Regions from separate parts of the Homo sapiens genome. Here region 2 is linked to region 1. A link is a loop called in an ENCODE intact Hi-C map of the cell type or tissue named here. Cell type or tissue: A673. All regions are shown on one strand. Each heading gives the region's core, and the rest is flanking DNA. Links, peaks and the distances in the headings are about the cores only.

What was found. A loop is a pair of places that touch in the nucleus more often than their neighbours do. Peaks named below come from ENCODE experiments on the same cell type or tissue, not always from the same donor. Only the 100,000 strongest peaks of a DNase experiment are listed, where the experiment ranks them.
Region 2: it touches region 1 in a loop (11-fold over the local background); 12 of 110 quality-filtered maps call a loop at or near these places.

The regions. Positions count from the first base shown.
Region 1 is chr11:57,246,003-57,254,379 of GRCh38, forward strand. LOC107984364 (a long non-coding RNA gene) reads right to left here. Exons shown (of 3, transcript XR_001748067.3): 2 at 3,450-3,732; 3 at 1,352-1,706. Among named protein-coding and RNA genes, the nearest start is that of APLNR, 13 kb to the left of the region's middle. In A673, for the core only: CTCF peaks have their summits at 3,232 (motif pointing left), 3,916 (motif pointing left) and 4,119; DNase peaks (open chromatin) are centred at 3,229 and 3,889.
Region 2 is chr11:56,997,890-57,006,266 of GRCh38, forward strand. No RefSeq gene overlaps it. Among named protein-coding and RNA genes, the nearest start is that of OR5AK2, 13 kb to the left of the region's middle. RefSeq lists an enhancer at 7,987-8,377. In A673, for the core only: a CTCF peak has its summit at 3,996 (motif pointing right); no DNase peak of the experiment used is centred there.

The DNA of each region.
Region 1 (8,377 bases), core at 227-8,226:
TTGCTTAAACCTGGGAGGCAGAGGTTGCAGTGAGCCGAGATCGCACCACTTCAACCAGCCTGTGCAACAAAGTGAGACTCCATCTCAAAAAAAAAAGAAGAAGAAAAGAAAAGAAAGAAAGAATTTAAAATGTCCTAGGACTAAAGTGACATAAGGCTAAGAAAATTAGCAAATGCCATTTTGCTGCTGAAGAGCTAACACTGCACTGTGCAGTGGGCGAGCCACTTGCCATGTGTGGCTATGGAGGGCTGGAAATGTGGCCAGGCAGATGGTGGGACACTGCAGGTGTAGAACACACACTGGGTTTCAAAGACTTAGTATGAAAAAAGAACGTAATATATCTCATTAGTAATTTTTTTCTATTGATTGCATGTCAAAATGATAACATTTGGATATATTAAAGTAAGTACATTGTTAAAATGAAGTCTACTTCTTTTGTTTCTTTTACTTTTTTTTTTTTTTTTTTTTTTTTTTGTGAGACAGAGTCTTGCTCTGTCACCCAGGCTGGAGTGCAGTGGCGGGATTTCAGCTCATTGCAACCTCCGTCTCCCAGGTTCAAGTGATTCTCCCGCCTCAGCCTCCCGAGTAGCTAAGATTACAGGTATGTGCCATCATGCCTGGAAAATTTTTGTATTTTTGGTAGAGACAGGGTTTTGCCATATTGACCAGGCTGGTCTCAAAATCCTGACATCAAGTGATATGCCCACATCGGCCTCCCAAAGTGCTGGGATTACAGGAGTGAGCCTCCATGCCCAGCCTCGTTTACTTTTTTAATGTGTCTACTAGGAAAATTAAAATCACATATGTAACTTCTGTTATAGTCCTATTGGATAGTGCTGAGCTGAAGGATCATATCTAAGCCTTAGGATGCTCACTCTGGAGGCATCTTTGAGGATGGGTTAGAATGGGTTAGGCTCGTTAGGAAACAGGTGCAGTTTTTCAGACCAAAGGCCCATATTAAGGAGAAGACTCCAATTCCAATTTTCCAACTACAGGTAGTTTGTCACCAACAAACAAAAAATAATAATAATAATAGTAATGGCTCTTACTTATTAAGTGCTTACTCCATGTCAGCAGGCACTGTTCTAGTGAAGGACCATGATTTTAAAAAGTGAACTCTGAAAGCAAAAATGCCTGGTTTTAAATCCTGGTTCTGCTAGTATACGAAGCCTCAGTTTCATCAACCTTAAAATAGGGGTAACCGTATATAGCATTGTCAGAACTACGAGATACTAGGCTTAGATACCAGACTTAGGTAGTCATCTCTTACTATTACTCCCATAGTAACAGGTAGTGTATTGCATCCTAATAGGTAAAGTTTATTACCAGGCACTGTATAAGCACACTCAAATGCTTTTTCCCAATGTAAGTTTTAATGCCATCTTTTACATTATGATCCCCATCTTACAGATTGGTAAACTGAGGTTCACAGAGTTACTTCACTGTCTCAGGACCATGTGGCTTCTGAGTAAGACAGAGAGGATTTGAACCCTTGGCTTTGACTCTAGAAGCCTGAGAGCTCTACAGCCAGGATGTGTTTTCCCAGCACAAGGCCATGCTTCTGCATTCAGATATGACCTGCTGTTGCTTCATTGGAGGGAGGGAGGAGATTTCTCAGCAGAGAAATCTCATAGATGGATCCCGCTCTCTCCGCCTGTCTGAAGGATGATGAGATTGAGTGGAGAAAAATTCACGTAGGCTCACAGCTATGATGATAAAAAGATAATTTGTAAAACCAGCATGTTTGTAATTACTCATTGACCCATAGACATAAAGATCAAGCTATGAATAACTCCACAATAGCAGCAATAACAATACTAGTGAATAATACTAGTAACTATTTACAATAGCAAAGACTTGGAACCAACCCAAATGCCCATCAATGACAGACTGGATAAAGAAAATGTGGCACATACACACCATGGAATACTATGCAGCCATAAAAAAGAATGAGTTCATGTCCTTTGCAGGGACATGAATGAAGCTGGAAACCATCATTCTCAGCAAACTAACACAGGAAAAGAAAACCAAACACAGCATGTTCTCACTCATAAGTGGGAGTTGAACAATGAGGACACATGGACAGAGGGAGGGGAACATCACACACTGGGGCCTGGTGGGGGGTGGAGGGCAAGGGGTGGGAGAGCATTAGGACAAATACCTAATGTATGCAGAGCTTAAAACCTTGATGATGGGTTGATAGGTGCAGCAAACCACCATGTCACATGTATACCTATGTAACAAACCGGCATGTTCTTCACATGTATCCCAGAACTTAAAACAAAATTATTAATAATAATAATAATGGCTCTTATTTATTAAGTGCTTACTCCATGTCAGCAGGCACTGTTCTAGTGAAGGACCATGATTTAAAAAGTAAACCCTGGAAGCAAAAATAGCTGGTTTCAAATACTAGTTCTGCTAGCATATGAAGCATCTGTTTCATCAACTATAAAATAGGAGTAACCGTATACAGCATTGTCAGAATTCTGAGATAATAGGCTTAGATACCAGACTTAGGTCCATGCCTGGCACAGGGCGAATGCTCAGTTAATATTTTCTGTTACAATCATCTCATTTAATCCCCACAATAACCCAATGGGTAGAGAGGATCAATAGTGATAAATGGGAATGATAATATTCCCAGTTTACAGATGCAGAAACTGAGATGCGAAACAATAAGAAACTTGTCTAAGCCCCTCCATTTCTCAGTATTGGAGATGGGATTCAGACCTAGGAGGGCTGGTTTGAGGATCTACAGTCTTAGCTACCATGGTAGACAGTTCTTAATCTTAAACAGTTTGTAAAGTCATATTTTTTTCTTATTCTTCTTCTTTAATGATACTTTCCATCTTAGTTCCTTGAAGTGTGGAACGTGCCTGCCCTGCCTGCCCGAGGCTTTGACAGAAGCCAGTGGGATAGTCAACAGCTTTGTGTGAGCACAGAGAGAGGTAGCTGCCCCAGATGCTGCGGGGCTCTGCTGATGAATGACCCATCAGTCCCACGGGTCCCACAGGTATCCAGCGGCAATCTACCCTTGCCAAGAAGGCACAACACTAGTGCTACAGCATCTCCCACTCTTAGGACTGCTCGGGCCCTAAGGATGGTTGGGGAGGTGGAAAGAAGAACTGGACATGGGTGAGCCAGCTCAAGCACAGAGCTGCCTCCTGAGCCTGGCTGTTTGGCTGCTGTGCCTCTGATGGCTCGGTGATGCTGACCTCTGGTGGAGATGAGCTGCTACTCAGCTTTGACCTCCCTCTGAGCACCAGGAGTCCCAGCACTGGCTTCCAGCCCCGCCACCGGGATGCAGACCCAGCAGCCTGAGACCCCAGAGGGTGCACCTAAGCCCAACCTCTCTCCTTATTCCAGGGCCCTGTGGTATCTGGAATTGTCTACCCTGGAACCTTATGGCTCAGGGGCTAGAAGAACCCTTAGCAAAAGGAACTTACCCAGCTGATGATTCTGACGCTGAACAGGCGCTAGAACCCAGCACAGGTCCCAGTCTCTTGGAGAATTAAGGCCTCGGCCTCTCCACCTAGTTCAGTGTTTTGAGCTACACATTCTCTTCTGACATGTGGTTACACCGCACTGTAATAATACATGTTATGACACTGATATAGAAAAAGAAATGTTCTTGTCTAATTATTTTCTGTTTGGGTGGTGCAGAAGTAAAACCAAGAGACGTTGAATCATCCTCAGTATTATTCATCACTCTTCCTCAAGCATGTCACTCTGTAAAGACAACATATGAAAGGGAAAATGTTACCCTGTTTTATTAAGGAAAATTATGGACTAGAAAAAGACTGCTTTTTTTTTTTTTTTTTTTTTTAATAAGCTGACATTGATAGAGAAAAGTTGAGCCAAATCTCTGGAGGCAGGAATCTCATTGCTGAGCACCCAGCGCCACCTTGTGGCTTCTCGCAGGACAGCGATTCCAGCTTCCACTCATTTCTCTACCCACCACTAAAAACATTTATTGAGCATTTCTTATGTTCCCTTTCACCTGTTTCTCTGCTGAGCCTCTTATCTGAATCTTTTATCTCAATGAACTTTGCACTGAAATCTCTTTCGATACACTCATTAATTTTAGCATGGGAAAAAGGGTGGCTACACAGTTGAGTTGGCCCACATAAGAAGGTGTCTATGGAGATATTCTTTATCCATGAGCCCTCCCAGTTATTCCAATGTCAGCCCTGGGACCCTGAAGATCACTCACAGATTTAATTAGACAAATCTCTTAAAATATGTGTGTATATTTTCCTTTCCCTCTTTCTCTTTCTGGAAATACGTTTTCCTGTTTCTCAGGCAGCAGCCACTCTGTTAAGACAGGGGAACTTCAGCACAGACAGGTTGCGGGGGACACAGCTAATTAGTGACTGAGCCAGAGCTGGGGCTTCAGGGCTTTGTGACTCACTCAAAAAATGTCCACTAAGTCCTTCCTCTGTAGGGGGCCCTATGCTAAGCTCAATGGTAAATCAAAACCCCACCCAGGATTCTGCCCTCGAAAGATAGAGCCTTGTCAGGGACAGAGGCATCTACTAAAGAATGATGTAAAAAAGTAAAGCTGTAACTGTGCAAAGTATTACAAGGAAAGCTATGTCCACAGACAGGATTTTTAGAGTCTGACTTTTAGAGACTTCAAAGGACTGAAAATATCATGGCCCCCTCCATAATCTATTTTAAATGAAAACAAACAATTTAAAGATAGGTGTAAAGAAATCCCCAAAAGCCTTATTTTTCCCATAATGACATCTTTGAAAGTATTTTATGCTAAAAGGAATCAAATAGCATGTTATGAAAAATTGGGAGTGACCCTGTTTCTCTAATGCCTGAAAGAGATGTTTAGCCAGCCTGTTGGGGAATCCAAGAGTGGATACATATATAATAGGAGTTTGACCTAGTCAGGAAAATTTGGAAAGACTTTCCTAAGAAAATGGTAACAGTACTGAGAGCTACAGGATAAGAAGCAGAGAGGTGAAAACCATGACGAACAATTACAGCAAGCACTGGGCAGATCGTGTACTTCCTGCAGAAGCTGGGAGCTTGAGACAGCAGAGGCTGAAAGAAGGTGGGAGAGGCTGGAACAGAGGACAATGAGGACTGTGTTGTAAGAGAAGACAAGGAGCCAGACCACACTGGGCTTTGTGGGACACCTTGAGGAGTTTTGCATTTATCCTCCAAGCAATGGAAAGCTGTCGAAGGGTTTTAATTGGCAGGGCATGGTGACATGATCCAGTTGGTGTTACAGAAAAGCCACACTGGCTGTATGCCGAAAGTGGATTGGCAAGAGGACAAGCACCTTAGCCTACTGTCCTAGTTTGTTTTGTGTTGCTATAACAGAATGGCATGGACTGGGTATTTTATATCAATAGAAATGTATTGGTTCATGGTTCTGGAGACTGGGAAGTCCAGTGTCAAAGTGGTAGCATCTGGCCAGGGACTCCTTGCTGTGTCATCCCATAGCAGAAGGTGGAAGGGCAAGAGAACACAAGAGAGCAAGAGAAAGAGCAAGAGGACAAGAGTCCAATAAGGAGACATTAATCCCCAGGAGAGATGATAGGAGCCTGGATTAAGAGTGTGGTAGATAAAATGGAGAGAAGTAAGTACACTTGAGCAATATGTTGGATTGGGTATGGGTGTAAGGAAAAGGGAGCTTTTGGGACGTCTCAGGTTTCTCACTTGCTGGAACTAAGTGAACATGGTGTGGCTGAACTGGTGAGCAAGCCCCAGTATCTACTTTCTCCTTTTTCCTTTAGTGATTGCACCGGAGTCTTCTTACATGCCAACTTCCGATCTTCTCAGGCTCACTTACCTTTTTTATCAGCTCTGGGAGGGTTCTGATGAACCCAAAGCAGGCACAGTCTGATAGCTCCCTCCCCTCTGGTCCCTGCTATGCCTTTCTCACCTCCCACATGGGCTTTTGCTGATTTCACTGGACTTGGCACGGTGCCCATGTTTTGCATGGAAACTCAGAAAAGCAAAAGAGTCGGCACTCCACTGAAAAATGTTTTGACCAATGAGAAGAGCTACTGGAGATATTCTTCCTGCATTCTCTCCCAGAGGTCTGGTCCTCAGGAACAGTTGATACAACTTCTTGGTGTCTTGTTTCTATAGATTGGTCAATTAACATGTACCCTCATATTAGTTGTCTCTCTTTTCTTCTTCACTCTCCTTGTTAGTTACTCCGATTTGTAAACTTTCAGCTCCAGACTCGCTTTCCAGGAAACACAGTGGTATGGTTTAAATGTGTCCCGCAAAATTTATGTGTTGGAAACTTAATGCCCGATGCTACAGTGTTGAGAAGTGGGAACTTTAAGAAGTGATTAGGTCATTAGGGCTCATGAATTGATTAATGGATGGATTAATACCGTTGGATAGACCAATGCTAATAAATGGATTAATTCCATGACCTCAAAGTGGGTTAGTCATCATGGCAGTGGGTTTCCAATAAAAGAGTAAGTTCAGCCCCCTTCGTTTCTCTTGCTCTCTTGTGTTCTCTTGCCCTTCCACCTTCTGCCATGGGATGACACAGTAAGATGTCCCTGGCCAGTTGCTACCACTTTGCCACTGGACTTCCCAGTCTCCATAGCCATGAGCCAATAAATTTCTATTCATGTAAAATACCCAGTCCATGCCATTCTGTTATAACAACACAAAACAAACTAGGACACTAGACTAAGGTAGTAACATAATATCCAAGTTTTAGCTGGGAACACACTACCCAGCTATAGACTAGATGTTCCACCTCCCCTTACAACTACCTGAAGCCTTATCAAAGTGATATGAACAAAGTAATGTGTGCTTCTTCTGGGTCACATTCTTTAAAAAAGGAAATTGCTTACTCTTTATATCCTTTGTTTCTCCTTTCTTATATGGTGGAACATGGATGTGGGATAGCAAGCCAGCTTTGACCATGCAGATGAAGACAACATCCAAAGGGAAGCAGGGCAACAGAGCAACAAGACACTGTGTGCAGGAGAGCTGAGCCACCTGTCTACCTCTGGCTTATTAATAGAAAGAAAAATGACTATTTTTAAAGCCCTGTCTCTCTGCCTCATATCTTAACTTGTACCATAACTCACACTTAGGGAACAGTGGAACAAGACCAGGCTTGAATGCAGTTTGGGGCATGTTGCATTTGAGAAGGTTTTGAGAAATGTAAGTGAAATATCAATTGATCAGTTAGGCACAAGTCCAGATATCAGAGGAGAGGTCTGGACTGAAAATACAAGTTTGTGAATAGTCTCCCTTTCACGTGTGGTTGGTAATTAAAGTCTCTGTGTGTGTGAGATGGTCTAAGGAGAAGGAAGAGAGTGAGAAGAGAAGGATGCCTGTGGTAGGCAGCTTCTAAGGTGACCCCAATTATCTGCACCTCCTGGTATTTTTGTCCATTTGCAATCCTCTCCACTGGAATGTGGGCTGAACCTAGCAACTCATTTCAAAAATATATAATATGGCAAAAGTAATGGGATGTCACATCCAAGACTAGATGACAAAAACACTGGCTTCCATCTTGAATGCCCCCTCTCAGTCACTTTTTTTGAGAGAAGTCAACTTCATATTGTTAGCTGCCCTGGGGACAGATCTATGTAGCAAGGGCCTGAGGAAGGCTTCCACCCAACAGCCAGTGAGGGATTGAGGCCCTTAGTCCAACATCTTGTAAAGAAAGGAATTCTGCCAACTACCTGTGAAAGAGCTTGGAAGCAGATTCTACAATCCCTCTCAAGCTTTCAGATGACTGAGCCCCAGCTAACACCTTGCAACACCTTGACTGCAGCTGTATGAGACTCTAAGTCGGAAACATCTAGCTAAGCCACAGCCAGGCTCCTGACCCAGAGAAACTGCAAGATAAAAAGTGCCTGTTGTTCTAAGCTACTAAGTTTGAGGAGGATGTGCTTCTCGGCAATTAATAACTAAGACAGAGCCCATGCAAGAGCCCGGAGGACCCTGTCGTTTAGTAGCTGGTAGAAGAGAATGAGCCTAGAAACTTTATACATCAGGGCAATCCAGGTGAGTGCCAAATGTCTTTATCAATTTTGTGCTGCTATAAAGGAATGCCTGAGGCTGAATACTTTATAAAGAAAAAGGGGTTATTTGACTCATCATTTAATGGCTGGAATGTTTAAGATTTGGCCTCTGCATCTGGTGAGGGTCTCAGGCTTCTTCCACTCATGGCAGAAGGTGAAGGGGAGCCAGCTTGTGCAGAGATCACTTGGCAACAGAGGAAGCAAAAGAGAAAGGGGTGGGATACCAGGCTCTTTTTAGCAACCAGCTCTTACGGGAATTAATTGACTGAGAAGCCACTCGCCTCTGAGAAAGGGCATTAATGTATTCATGAGAAATCTTCCCTCATGAAAAAAACACATCCATTGGGCCC
Region 2 (8,377 bases), core at 236-8,235, 250 kb before region 1:
TGTATAAATGTTAACTGTTTTTCCTTTGCTTAATTCAAGCACCCTCATGAGAACAATTTTTTCAGCCAGTTCTGCACTTTTGCCAGAGAAGAGATGTGCACTCTCAACAAAATCACTCAGGGTAACTATTGCATACCCTACTTTATGGGTTTCTTATTCTACAAAAGAACTCCTATCTGTAAAGAGAATCCAGTCTGAGATCTCTAAGGGGGTTTCCTTGAGGTTCTCTCTGGCTGCATAGGTTTGTGCTATTTGTTCACAGTCATGTTCAGGTTCCTCAGCTTCCTCTGGGAGGAAGGTGGCTGGATTTAGGGAGCGACAGGTTTTTAATTGGACTGCAGATCCTTCTAATAACAGAGCTTGATACCCAAGGAGGCAGTTGTCTGATAGCCAGAGACTCCCCTTAAAAGATAGTAGTCCTGCCACATTATGTGAGGTATAGACAGTTAAATTATTCTCCATGGTTAACTTAGTAGCCTCTGGTACCAGCAAGGCCACTGCTGTGATTGCCCAGAGACAGGCTGGCCATCCTTTGGCTACCAAATCAAACTCCTTACTCAGGTAGCCTACAGGCTTCTGGGCTGACCAAAGGCCTGTGTTAGAACTCCCACTGTCATTTCCTTTCTCTCCGACACAAAGATTAATCATTTTTCCTATGGGGAGACTAAGGGCTCGTGCCTTAAGCAAGACTTGTTTTACTCAGTCAAAGGCCTTTCTAGCCTCTGATTCCCATATTAGACAGTGAGGTTTAACTGCCTGAGTCTCCTTTCTTAGGTGTTATAAGGGACAAGCTATTTCACCATACCCAGGTATCCAGGTCTGCAGAATCCTGCAATGCCTAAGAATCCCCTCAGTTGCTTGAGGGTTGCGGGAAGGGAAAATGGAAAATGGGTTTAATTTTCTCTTCACCCAACACTCTTGTGCCCTCTGAGAACACCAGGCTTAGATACTTCACTGAAGCGTGACAGAGACGAGCTTTAGATTTTGAAACCTTATATCCTCAGTTAGCCAGAAAATTAAGAAAAGCCTTACTGCCCTCCTGAGAGATTTCCTCAGTTGGAGCACAGAGAAGAAGGCCATTGACATATTGTAAAACTTTAAACTAAGGATAAAGGACAGAGGATTATTGAGGTCTCTCAATAATCCCTGCCCAAACAGGTGGGGGCTGTCTCAGAAGTTCTGAGGTAACACCGTCCAGGGTGGTTTGGTTAGAGGGATCCTCAAATGCAAACAAATACTGAGAGTCAGAGGGTAATGGTATGCAGAAGAAGGCATCCCTTAGGTCCAGCACTGTGAACCATTTAGTTCCCTCAGATGTTTGAGCTAGCAGGGTATACAAATTGGGAACCACTGGGTGTATTGGAACCACAGCCTCATTAATGATATGGAGGTCCTGAACTAGTCCCCATTCCCCTTTGGGTTTTTGTACCCCCCAATATTGGGGTATTGCAAGGGCCATTTCAGGGTTTGAGGAGGGCTTGCCTCTTCAAGTTATCAATGATGGCTTCTAGTCCTTTCCTGACTTCTGGTTTCAGGGGATATTGTTTCTGGTTAGGAAAGGAGGTAAGATCCTTAAGATGGACCTGGACCAGTATGGTGGTTGTGGCTCTGCCAATTTTCCCTCGAGTTGCCCAAACTTTTGGTTTAAAATGGTCTCCACTAGGGGCAGACAAAAAGTTTGCACAGGGGCCATCAGGATGGGGTCCCCATATGAACCAGAATATCCCCACCCAACAGAGGATTTGGGCTTTCCAGCATAATTAGAAAAGCATGGGTGAACCAAAGGTCTCCCCAGCTACAACTAAGTGGTTGGGAAAAAGATCAGGTTAAAGGCCTTTCCTGATATGTTCCTCATGGTCTTACTAAGAGAGGAGAGAGGGTCCATAATGGGGAGGAGAACTGAGAGACTAGCCCCAGTGTCCTAAAGATGGTCTACTTTTTTCCCCTTCAATTTCCAGAATTATCTGGGGCTCTCGGATGATAATAATGGTCTGGAACACCAGACTCAAGAAGAAGAGCCCCAGGACCTGTCAATCCTACTGCTGGTGTCCCCAATGACAATCTACCCTCCAGGTTTCCCCACGACAGATTGGACAGGTCAAAGTGGCTTCCTTATGCTGCCTGGGCAATCCTTCTTCAAACGCCCTGGCTTGGCCCATCTGTAGCAGTTAACAAGTGCACCCTGGGAATTCTGGGTTTGTGGGCTTGCCTGGCATCCATTAAAGCCTCTGTCTCTTTTCTGTATTTCCTCTCTCTCTCTCTCCTGGGCACCCCTATCTCTATTGTATAAGACTGACATGGCTACTTGCAGGAGGTTCTGTAAAGTATTATCTGGTCCCAGGGCCTGTTTTTGCAGCTTCCTCCTGATATTAGGGGCTACATGAGTAATAAATTTATGCTTTAGGGTTAGTTTTCCATTTGACTGAATCAGAAGATAGAGAGGTGTGCTTTATCAAGGCCTCTCTTAGCTTTCTCAGGAAGACAGTGGGATTTTCATCAAATCCCTGGTCAATCATGGATAACTTAGTATAATTGAGAGGCTTAGTCTTAGTCCTATGTAATCCCTCCATTATGCACACCTGAAAGTGTCTCCTCTTCCAGCCTCCCGTCTTGTCATTGGGATCTCATTTAGGTCATCCATTGGTACTGCTTCTCTTCCAGTTAGAGGATTTCACCCCCTTCCCTGATGCTATATGTGATAAAAAGTTCATCCCCAAATCTCTCTGCTGCTTGTAGAGTGGCCTGCTTCCCAGTCTTTATCAGGGTCTAATTCAAAAGTAACATAACATCTCTCCAGGAGAGTTCAAATTATTCAGTGAAATTCTGGAAAGCCTCTATATATTGATCAGGGCCATCTGAAAACTTGTCGAGATCCCCCTTAATTTGCCTTAACTCTTAAAAGGAGAAGGAGACTTGGACCTGACTGAGGCAAAATTAACCAGGCATCTGTTGGAGGGGCAAGAGTGAGACTAGGACTTGTCTATGGTGAGGATTTCTAAGCGGGGGCAAGTGTAAGGCTGAAGTTGGATAGGGAGGTCAGGGCCGACCTGGAGGAACAGGGCTGGAAGGAGCTGGCTCCTCTGCTAGGGGTGTCTCTGGAATTTGTATTTTTAGTTTCCTTGGCTTGCCCCTTGCAGCCTTTCCTGAGATGGTTAACATGAGGGCTGGATTAATCCTACACTGTCAGCGAAGGCCTGGGTTGTTCTGCAAGTTACAGAAAGCCTGCAAATATGGGGCCTCAGATCATCTGTCTGCACATCTACAGAAAAGATAACACTGCAGGATGGTATTGAAATAAATTGTTCCTTCCTAAGGCAGATCCAGTCCTTCATAATTTCACCAAACCTCTGTGCAGAGGGCTATGAGGCATTTTTCTTCCAGATTCTAAGGGTCATAGCAGTCCCAGTGGTTCAGGATAGACTCCAAAGGAATATAAGCAAAGGGTGATGAAAAGAGCTGGTTGCCCATTCAGAAAGACAAGGAAATAGAGGTGACTCTCATTTCCCTTCCTTCTTTCAGTGAAAACTCAGAGTGTGAAGAGAGAGAAAACAAGTGTCCCCTTTTTCTCTTCCATCTTTTGTCCCTGAGTCCTGGAGACCTTGGCAGCTCCCACCCATGGGTGCCAATGCGACATGTACCCATGATGCAGGGAAGGCCTAGAGAATAGGAATTATTTGCCCTCACCTATGCCTCCATCCTCCCTACTGCTGGCAACCTTTGAGATCCCTGGGCTCATTTATGTTATGGAGCATGGCCTCCTTCCATGTGGTGGGGGTTTAGTCAGCAGGAATTGGTCCTGCCCATTCACATTGTGCCTGTTGCCTGGCTTTGACTCCCTCAGATCTGGTTTTCCTTTCTAAGGATTCAGCCTGAAGCTTGGAATCGAATTTGAGACAAAAAAAGAAAAAAAAAAGGTATTTCAGGGGCTGTCTGTATCTGTCTAGATGGTCTCAAATTAGCCCTGTTGAATTTGCAGTTATCAGCCAGCAGGGGTCGCTCCTCTATTATTTTTCCTATCATAAGCAGCGTGCTGTGGATAGGAGCCCTCTCATTTAGAAAAGAAAAAAATAGTTTAAGAGGCAAAAGTGAGAGGTCCTGGGGGAAAAACACCTTGCTCAGTGCAAACAGGTTCCTTTATCATTGTATCCTTCACCTGGTTCAGACCAGGGTGACCTTCTTGGTCAGGGGAGGAAAAGTTCCATCGGCATGGCAGGTGGGAAGTGCTGGACAGCTAGCCACATGAGGCCCCGGCAGCAGTTGTGATTTTCTCCCACCCCTCGTGGCCATTGGGCATGGCTTATGCATGCTGTCGACATGCCCAGGCACCCAAGCCAGGAAGGGAGTGGGCGAGGAGAAGAGGTGTCATGCGCTGCGCGTCTGTGACTGTCAGGTTCAGGATGGGGATGGTACCTCTAAGAATAAACAGAAACCACATTGTTCTGAATTTCACCTTTGATGGCTGCGCCAAATGCTCATTATATTTAGTATCATTGTCGCGGTTTGTAGCAAAACCCTTAACATTATCAGGGAAGAGATAAGAGGCATTTCAAACCTTGAGAGAAGTAAAGACACCAGGCAAAGTCTGGGAGTCTTGGCCAACGGAGTTGAGTCTTGGGGCCTTCCAGAAAAAAAAAAAAAAAAAAAAAAAAAAGCCCTTCGGTTGCCCTAGAGCTTTACTCCAGTTCTGTGGTGGATAGACTTCTCTGAAGAGAAATATAGTCAATGTTCTTTTTGTCTGTAGGAAAGAGAGAGGTGGCAGGGTCTTGGAAAAGACACAGATCCTCATTTTAACTCACCCTTCTTTGTATCCCAGATGGGGCCCCAAATGAAATGGGAGAGTTCCCTGATTCCCTTTGCAGGATATGCAATAAGGGTGTGGCTCACAGGTTTGGTCACCACCACTGGTCAAACCCCTGATAGGAGGGAGACGGGGAGCACGCAGATGGTCAGGTGCAGGAGCTGGGGTGAGTGCTTTGAGCTCCGGCCCCACAGGAGTGTCTAGGGGTGGGTGCCTGCTGCCGCAGTGTAAAAATGCTCTTTTAGCCTTGCCATCTGCAGATGGCTTAAGTGTTAACCAGTTCAATGGACCGTTTGCCTTTTTGCAAGGGCAGAGGGCCAGTGTGGCAGCTTTCTGTATCCCAAGCTCTTGCCCAGCATCCCAGAAGAATTGGGTCACACACAAGCTTGAAAAATGAATGCAGGGCTTTACTGAGTAGTGGAGGTGATTCTCAGCAAGATGGATGGGGAGCCGGAAAGGCGATGGAGTGGGAAGATGATCTTCCCCTGGAGTTTTGGCCATCCAGCAGCCAAACTCCCCCCAACTGCCCCCAGGCGAATTCCTCTCGGCATTCAGATGTTCTTTCTCTTCTCTCTCTCTCTGCTGTGCCTTTCTTCCATTTGTCTTCTGTCGTCTCCTCATTTCTTTGTCTGCCTCTGGAGTCTGGGGTTCAGAACTTATATGGGTATAGGATAGGGGGGCATAGCAGGCCAAAAGGCCACTTTTGGAGTACAAAAACAGAAATCCCTCTTTTCACTTATTTCTGGCGGGTCTCCAGCCTTAAAGGTGGGGCCTTTGCCAGTGCACTGCCCTCTTCTACCCAGTATCTCTCTGTCTCCTGTCCATATCACTATACTCACTACCTGGGTTAAGGAATCATTCACATCCCAAACCTCAACATCTTGCAACATACCCATATAACAAACCTGTGCATGAAACCTCGAATCTAGAATAAAAATTGAAATTATTAAAAAGTAAAATAAAATAGGAAACATATTCACATTATAAACCAATGCTGCTTTTTTTAAATAGATAAGCTCTTTAAGATTGGAAAATATAATAGATATATCTCCTAAGGCTAAAAATTGCTTCCCAAGAGATACTGACACTATATTAGTTTTAAAGTTTCTGACCACCATTCAAGCAGAAAGGAATTAAATGAAAACACTCTCTCTGTAAAGATAGTTAGGGAGATGCCAAATCACAAAGAAAATGTTGTAACATTTTTCTAGAAGTTATCTAGTGTTATCTAGATGTTATGGATGGTTAATTAGTTTCTTTATTGGCTCTGAATAATGGTGTGACTCATCCTGCCACCAGGAAAGATGAATGTCCTCACTAATATGGAACATAAAGGTGAGGAAAATACTTGCTCAACGTTGGATTCCCAACATCCACCATATTCTCAGCACATTGTAGTATCTGAATAAACATCTGTGGAAGAAATAAATGGACAAAGGAAAGTGGAAAGGAAAGACCAGAAATCTAGACAGAGCATTCTCACAGGGATTGAGAGAAGTCAGCTGCAGTCCAGCACAGCTGTCTCTGGGTTGAAAAGTGAGGCAGCAACAAGAGCTTTGCCCAAGCTTACTGGGTGAAGCAACTGCCTATAACAACATTGAACAGTGTTATTGTAAATAAACACACAGAAAGTACATGTCTGTCATTTTATATGCAGAAAGGTAGAATAAAAGAGCAACAGGATAAATGTGAGCAGGTTAATTCCCTCAGCTCCTCAATGTCTTAACGTTATAAGTTTTTCAATACACAGTTTATGGAATAAAATATGTGAAACCAGCTTGGTAGCTTGAGCAAGCTATCAGGAACCTCCAAGGATTGTTGGGTTTTTATTACTAATGTTTCTTTTTGAATTTTGAGGTCAAGTTTGTGGATGTGTATGCGTGTATGTATGTGCCACAGAAGACATAGGGGCAGAAGGGTCTAATGCAATACAGGAAGTATAGACACCAAGAAGAACATGGGCAGAGCTGTCACTTAGCCTAGAGGAGTAGTGGGTAATCTTGGCAGTGGATGCATGTGTGAGGCCTCCATCATTCCTCACCAGAAAAATTACACATTTCATGGATTAATCCTCAACACCTGACACATGATTCTTTGCATAGATAACTTAACAGTACAGTTAAGAAAGAAGTCAGGCTGATGCCAAGGATATTGATCCTACTGCCAATATCGTACTGCCAAGGATATTGGTGCTCAATCTTCTATGAGGCAGAAGATAATGGTTATCTATCACTACAGTGAATGGGGAAGTGATTTGGGGGGATAGTAAACATAACAGTACATCAGAATTATTCCAGGTGGAGTGGAATGGAGTGGAATAGTGCCACTCTATAAGACTTAGATTAGGTAGTGGTCCTCATTATATTGTTACAGGATCCTTGGGGTGTTGCTTTTCTGGCCTGAAACCTCTGGCTAGTGGCACCTTTGCCTGAGTTTTGCTTGGGCCCACTGGGCTCATTCCACCAACTCGGTCTGGCAGGCTGCACTCAGCTTACACTACCAGCCTGGATCCCACTCCTGCCAAGGGCAAGTCAGGCATGGAGTGGTGAGGGGTGTGTGAGCAAGCGTAGGGTCCAGCAACTGCACAGTCAGATATGCTGGCTGCCACAGCAAAGCAGGAAGCTCTAGGTGCTGGCACAGGAACTGGCTCTCTGTGAGGCTGTGTCTGGACCAGGCACACTACAGGCAGCTTTCCTGGCTGGCACCAGGGAACATAGTGGCACCTGGAAGCTTGGAGATGCCAGGCACCACAGGACCCCATAAAGGAAGGCACAGCCTTGGCTCAGGAAGCTCCTAAGTCTGTGCTCCCAAAGAGGCTGAACCTCTTCTTTCCTTCTCTTCACCCACAACATGGCAAGTAAGGGGCATGTTTCAGCTCCATTTGTGTTATAGCTTCTTTAGCTCCACCATTCAGTGGGTCCTGAGTTCTTGTCCTGTGACCAGGAAGAATCTGGTACACAGAGAAATGGAGGGTGAGCAAGATACAGAGGAGCTTTATTGAGCAATAGAACAGTTCACAGCAGACTTGCATGGGGTAGTACCTTTCTGCAGTCAGGGTGTCCTGATGAGTGTTCAGATCCTAGCACAGAGGAGACCCTGGAGTGGGAAGCTTCTCTCTGCAGGCAAGTTATCCTGTTGTCTTCCCGGCTCTCAGCAGACAGCAGGCCCTTGAGTGGGTAACTTCTCTCTCCTGGTGGTCATCCTGATGTCTCCTGCTATCAGCAGAGAGGGTAGCTGCTCTATGCACCTAGTCGTCCCATCATCTGCCAAGCTCTCTCTGAGCACGGGGCTTTTATGGGCCTCAGATGGGAGAAAGCGCATGGTGATTGGTCCATGAGCAGCCATGGGTAGGCCCAGAAAATACGCCACAAGATCTCCCTCTGGTCAGTGGGAATCGCAGCCAAGCCCAAGTCTTCTGGCCCTCCCTGGCCTGAACATGGGGTGCACCCTTCTGCCCAGGAATCTGGCTACATCCTGCTGCCATTCATAGCCCCTGGACTTGGTACTGACTTTGCTCTGAGATCAGAGTGGGCACCCACAGCAGGGAAAAGCCAGGCAGTGAGAGCAGGCATTTCCAAG